Linked DNA regions of Homo sapiens: region 1 is linked to region 2. A link is a contact called in ENCODE Hi-C data. All regions are on one chromosome and are shown on one strand. Each heading gives the region's core, a stretch centred on a gene start or an enhancer-like site at or near the end of the contact. The rest is flanking DNA. Distances are from core to core; before and after follow the strand shown.

What was found. A loop is a pair of places that touch in the nucleus more often than their neighbours do.
Region 1: a map of tibial artery shows a loop between it and region 2 (5-fold over the local background). The contact joins the promoter of WIPF2 here to the promoter of NEUROD2 in region 2. A Hi-C loop is called at or near these places in 1 of 168 maps with a recorded cell type or tissue (tibial artery).

What each region holds. Positions count from the first base shown.
Region 1 is chr17:40,217,844-40,221,384 of GRCh38, reverse strand. WIPF2 (WAS/WASL interacting protein family member 2) reads right to left here and starts at 2,081. Exons shown (of 8, transcript NM_133264.5): 1 at 1,893-2,081. RefSeq lists enhancers at 1,462-2,240, 2,141-2,250, 2,691-2,740.
Region 2 is chr17:39,606,251-39,609,393 of GRCh38, reverse strand. NEUROD2 (neuronal differentiation 2) reads left to right here and starts at 1,474. Exons shown (of 2, transcript NM_006160.4): 1 at 1,474-1,666; 2 at 2,790-3,143. The coding sequence starts at 2,795.

The DNA of each region.
Region 1 (3,541 bases), core at 832-3,331, 610 kb before region 2:
GTGTTAAGACAAACTTTTAGAGGCAGGGACAGAGAAAACCTATATTTCAAAGGGGAAAAAAATGAGAGCTTAATAATTTGCCTTGAAGTTATTTACTAAATCCATAGGTAGGCTAAAACTGTCCTTATTCCCTGTGGTTCTCTTCTGATTTGTAAAAGGAGAACAGAATAGCCAAAAACATTCAGTAAGACAGTCAAAAACCAAAACCGTAAGGCAAAAATAACAGCATGAAAAAGGACGGGGACCCTGGGAGAGCCCAAAGCAATAACAGATTATTCAAGTCCTTTAAAAAATATGAATTCTGGACAGGCGCAGGGGCTCACGCCTCTAATCCCAGAACTCTGGGAGGCAGAGGCGGGCGGATCACGAGGTCAGGAGATCCAGACCATCCATCCTGGCTAACACAGTGAAACCCCGTCTCTACTAAAAATTCAAAAAAAAATTAGCCAGGTGTGGTGGTGGGCACCTATAGTCCCAGCTACTCGGGAGGCTGAGGCAGAAGAATGGGCGTGAACCCGGGAGGCGGAGCTTGCAGTGAGCCGAGATCGCACCGCTACACTCCAGCCTAGGCCACTGAGCGAGACTCCATCTCAAAAAAAAAAAAAAAACGAATTCTGGGCCAGGCACAGTGGCTCATCCCTGTAATCCCAGCACTTGCGGAGGCCGAGACAGGAGGATCACTTGAGCCCAGGAATTCCAGACTAGCCTGGACAACAGGGCAAGACTCTGTCTCCAACAACAACAACAAAAAAATATATATATATACATATATATATATATATATATATATATATATATATATATATATATACACACACACACGTTAGGCGGGAGTAGTGGTCACACCTGTGGTCCCAGCTATTGGCGGGGCTTAGGTGGAAGGACCACTTCAGCCCGGGAGGTCGAGGCTTTAAGGAGCCATGATCATGCCACTGCACTCCAGCCCGGGCGACAGAGTGAGACCACGTCTCTTAAAAGAAAAAAAAAGAAAAAAGAATTCCATCACATATCAGTTCCTTGCCTCAATGCTATTTTTAAGAACTTTCCTTCCTGATAAAAAACTCGACCATACACACTGCCATGCTGAACACTTTAACATTTCCATCTTGGCCGGGTGCAGTGGCTCACACCTGTAATCCCAGCACTCTGGGAGTCCAAGGTGGGAAGATCGCTTGAGCCCAGGAGTTCAAGACTAGTCTGAGCAACATAGCCAGACCCCACCTTTAAAACAAAAAAAAAAAAATTCCATCTTCCCTCACTTCACACCACTTCAACATGAACCCTCAACTCCAGACGTTCCAATGCGCATCTTAACATTCTCAATCCAACCTTTAACTAAATTCTGATTCCTTTTCAAAGAACGCTCTCAAGATTCCCTCTAGTGTAAGCAGTTTCCCGAGCCATCTTCCCAAACACTAGCTTTCACCTAACTCAATCCCCAAAATGTCACACTGGACTCCTCACCCACAGCATCCTGCTAATTAGCCGTTCCCAACAGGTCCTCCGTTCCCGTCTCCCTTTTTGCGCACGATTACCTCGTTCCTCACAGAGTTGCCGCCTTAACTCACCCAACCCTTCAGGAGCCCTTATTGCCTGTCTCTCAAAAACGTTCCTCCCCATTTTTCCAGTCCCCGCTCGCCCCATACCAATATTCGACCACTCCTCCCCAGATTCCCCACGCCCTCTCTCCTCCAGGTTCTTCCGATACAGTCCCCCGGCCCCCCGCCCCTCAGGCCCCACCCGCAAGACCCCTCTCCCCCTCCGGCCCCTCCTCTAATGCCCCCCTCTCTTCTCAAGCCCCGCCCCGAGCCCCCCTCCCCGCGACTTTCCCTCCCACTCAGGTCCGCAGGTCATTTCAGCGACTGACCCAGCCGCCCCGGCCTCTTTCCGACCTGGCCGCAGCTGCTCTGGGAGCGAATCCTCTGCCGCCTACACTCCGGCTTCGTCCTGTCCTGCTCGCCCCCCGGCAAGCTCTTTCTCGCCGTCGCCGCCGCCGCCGCCGCCGCCGCCGCCGCCACCGCCCCTTTTGCCAACCCGGAAATGGATCTGCTCCCACCGTCCCCAGCGTCCGCGAACAAAATGGAGGCGGGGGAAAAAGGAGGAGAGAGCAGGGAGCGGAGAGATGCGAGACGCATGCGCCCCTGGGAAGCCCGCCCCCTGCCGGCCCACGTAAAGGCGGAAGCGGTTGAGTGGACGCCATCTTAGGAAGGTCACAGGAATTCCGCTTACCAGCTAAAAGCTGGGTTTGCAACTTTAGCTGCAATTGGAATCACCTGGCAAGATTTAAATACTATGATGCCTGGTTCCCACCCCTGGAAATTATAATTTAATTCTGGGGTGCAGCCTAGGCATCAGGAAATTGTTGCAGGTGATTCTAACGTGTTGCCAAGGTGGAGAACCACTGAGCTAAACAGTCATTGTTGAATATACTCCTTTCGTCTTTAATCCGCCGCACACACACACACCCTCCCCCCTAAATATCCTTCCTTAATCTCGAGTTAACGAAGAACCCGCCTCGGCCAACCTTGCAAAGGCCAAGTAGTCAAGCTCCGGTTGTCATGGCAACAGAGGCAGGCCACTGCTCACAAGTCATCATTTACGTCATCTTACCCACCTGACTCGAACACCGTCTCTTCTTTCTCGGGCTGGGGTTTCCTCCAGCTTCCAGGGCTATAGGATGGTGCTGTGGACCCCTCCAGCTGCTTGGGCCAGAGAGAGAAATCCTGTGCCCTCTTTGATGGAGCTGCTGTTAAACCCTGACAGCTGACTAAGTATCTCTCCCTAGTCCACCCAGAAAAGCGCTTTCCATTATAGCTTCAAAATACTCTTGGTTTAATTCCATTCCCAGCACAGAATCCGAAGTAAGGGGGCAAGATTGGGACTTAGTCCCCATTACTTACAAGCTGTGTGCCATTGGGCCTTAGCTACCCTATCTGTAAAATGGGTCTAATAGTGCCTGTCCCGTCTGTCTCATAGAGTTGTTGCAAAGCTGAAATCAGTTAATGAATGGGAAAACGTGATAGAGCATAAGTTGTTATTATTTTTGTTTTCCTTCTATTCTGCCATGAGTAGTACTAGGCACCACCCACTAGTCAAGTAAATGTCACATTGAGTACCTGCTAAACACCAGGAGATGGCTACAGAGGTGACTAAGACAGAGCCTCTGCCCTCAGGGAACTCACTACGTTGGTGGGCAGACTGGCATAAACAGCTAGCTGAGATACAAGTCAGCGTGTGATTAGTGCTGTGGGACGTCAGACAAGGGAGCAATTAATTCCTGCTAAAGAATGGAAGGAGGTTTCCTAAATGGTTTGGAGCTGGGCCTTGAAGGATGAATGGAATTTTATTATTAATCAGAGAAGGCAGGGAACACAGCAGGCATAGGGATCAAGGACACGAGGTAAAGATTTTCAGCTGTCTACATCCTGCATGGCCATACGTGGGGCGATGGAGCCAGGGAGATGGTGGGTCCAAACACCTTACCAGAGCCTCCCAACTCTTCAACCTCATCCCCTGCCTGTCCCCTCCTCACTCACTCTAC
Region 2 (3,143 bases), core at 225-2,724:
GTTGTGTATATATGTCAGCTAGAGTGTCTGGAGGGGCAGAAATGTGGGTCTAAAACATACAAATGCTCCAAATGGGGTGTGGGCAAGGGTCTGTCTACACCAGGCTGTGATTACCTGCTCACATACATGTGTCTATCTGAGTAGGGGTATGTTATCTATTTTTCTACACCACAGGGTGAGGAACAGGTATATGTGTGCATGTGTATGCATCCGTGTGTGTGTGTATGTGTGTGTGCATGAGTGTGTGTGTGTGTGTCCAAAGCCACCTCTTCAACCTGTGCCATTTGTATCTGTGTCTGGCCCAATGAGAGTGTTGAAAGGTGAGCCACAAGATAAAACAGCAACTTCCTACCTCCCTTATCAAGACAGCTGTCTGACCTACCTCCCCTTGGCCACTCTTGGGATTACTGGGGTTGGCTTCAGTATTTTCAGATTTTTCAGAAGGGGAGGAGAATGCTTGAGTCTCATCCAGGAACTTAGGCAGTTCTCAGCACTGCCTGCTCCTCCTCCCTCAAATAACCAAGTCTGAAGACCAGGAGAGAAAGCCGCTGGTGGACTGGTCACCTGTCTGGCAGTGGGAGGAGGAGAGTGAGAGGTTTCTAGGTTAGGAATCCAGACTTAGACCCTCCCCTCCACCCCCAGATGGGTGGTGCACAGGCTCATCTCGCGGCCCCTCCCCACTCCACCCTAACATGGATACGCCCCCAACAACCAAGGAAAGATCTCCCATCGGCTGACTCCACAGATACACACATGTCCCCACAGACACACACACGCCCATGCAGAGGCACAGACATCCAGGCACATCTTTCCCTTTCTCTGTCTTTCCCTTGGTTTGAATTTCGTTTAGCCACATATGTTGTGTGTGCGTGAGGGTGGGTGGGGGAGGGGCAGACAGGGATGAGGGATGGCATGGTGCCAACATCTACCTATGGGGCTCGGGCCAGGGACGCCCCTTACAGCCATCCTGGGAGGGGGTCTCAGCTGTCCCTTTGTGGCCAAGGGGACCCTCCTGGGGAGTGGGGGCAAGCACAGAGGTCCTTTCTCCCCAACCCGGGGTCTGGTCCCTGACCCACCTTGGGGGCCTGCAGGGGAGGAAATGGACAGAGCGGGACCCTGAGGGAGCATAGAATTGGCCACCACGAGCCCCCAGTGTCCAGCCTTGCCACCCCATTGTTCCCGTGAGGGGGTCTCTATATACAGGGGGCAACTCCTCCCACCTTCCTCTCAATCCCTGCTTTCCCTGCGTTGGGCGGGGAGGGGAGGGCGGCAGAAATATTTATTTATTTCCTTTATTTATTTAATTTTTTTTTTTTTTTTTGGAGTAGAGAGTGACAGATGGCGGCGGGTCCCGGGGGAGCCGGCTCTCCCCCAGTGCAGACGCATGCCAATCACCGTCTCTCATGTGATAGCTGCTGCCCGTGACGTGCCAAGCCCATATGGCCTGGCATAGAGGCTGGTACCCCGCCTGGTAGAGATGCCACACTCGCTCCGCGGTTCGCATGGCGCTCTGAAGACGCCGGCGCCCGCCGCCTTGAGGAGCCGCTGCCCCCGCTCCCTGAAGATGGGGGAACAATGAAATAAGCGAGAAGATCCCTCTTCTCCCCCCTCTCTCTCTTGCCCCCTCCCCCCCTCCCCTCCCCTCTCCCCTTGACTCCTCTCCGAGGTAAGTTGTCCGAAAGGGAGCGAGATCTGACCCGCCGGTTGGGAGGAGGGGCGGCAGCTTCGGCCGACAGGAGGGTCCTCAAATACCTCCTTCCTGGGATGATGCCCCCCTCATTGGGTGGGCATCGGAGGGGCCCCAGGTTCTCTCTCCCTTAGGGGCTGCAGCCCAGGGGGCTGCAGAGGAGGTGTCTCTGCCTGCGATGGGCTCGGTGGGGGGGGAAGGCAGGATCACGGAGGGGGATATGCGAAGAGGCCGAGACGGAGGACCCCTCCATGGTTGTCCCAAAAAGCCTGCCACCTTTCCCCACCACCGAAAAAAGGGAAGCAAACAAACAAATTTGGATTTTTCCCCCATCAATCCCAAAATACAACGAGATCTGAAGAGCCTTGTGGGAGGGAGTCAGCTTGAAGGGGGAAGGGGGTCCCTGACCGCAGAGGGGACGGACTGGGCTCGCTTCTCTCAGTCTCCTCCCCACGCCCCGCTGCTTCAGTCCTCGCCGCCCAGAGCCGGCTCCGGGAGCTGGGGACGCATCGGCTAGAGGAGACGATCCTCCCGCCTCTGGAATTGGGGGTGCGGGGGTGGGGGCCGAGCAAGGGGCGGCGCGCAGCCAAGTTGCAAATTGGATTAGGGAGCGTGGGGGTGAGAGCCACGGGAGGGGTGAGGGAGCTGGGCCGGGGGGCCCGGGCCGCGAGAGCGCGGAGCGGGGCAGCTGTCCCCACCGGCGGCCGACCAGCCTCTCTCCACCGCCAGGAGAGAACGGGCTTTCAGGGCGAGCGCGCCGCCTCCCCTGGCAAAGATATCTGGTCCCTAAAACCCCCACCCGGTCCCTGCCCTGACCCTGAGAAGAAGCAGGCGCGGGGAGCAGCCCCCCATTCAAGCGAGGGGCGGAGCCGGGGCCCAGCGCCGGGGAGAGGGCCTGGGCCGAGATCCCAGGCCGGCAGCCGGGTAGGGCTGGGCCGGCTCTGGGCGGGGCAGGCGGCGGAGGTGGGCATCCAGGGTAGCCTAGGCAGGAGCCCGCACGAGACTCGGGGGTGGAGGAGGGTTGTGGGGGGGCGTCGGTACCCCAGCGCGCCCCTCACTTTGTGCTGTCTGTCTCCCCTTCCCGCCCGCGGGGCGCCCTCAGGCACCATGCTGACCCGCCTGTTCAGCGAGCCCGGCCTTCTCTCGGACGTGCCCAAGTTCGCCAGCTGGGGCGACGGCGAAGACGACGAGCCGAGGAGCGACAAGGGCGACGCGCCGCCACCGCCACCGCCTGCGCCCGGGCCAGGGGCTCCGGGGCCAGCCCGGGCGGCCAAGCCAGTCCCTCTCCGTGGAGAAGAGGGGACGGAGGCCACGTTGGCCGAGGTCAAGGAGGAAGGCGAGCTGGGGGGAGAGGAGGAGGAGGAAGAGGAGGAGGAAGAAGGACTGGACGAGGCGGAGGGCGAGCGGCCCAAGAAGCGCGGGCCCAAGAAGCGCAAGATGACCAAGGCGCGCTTGG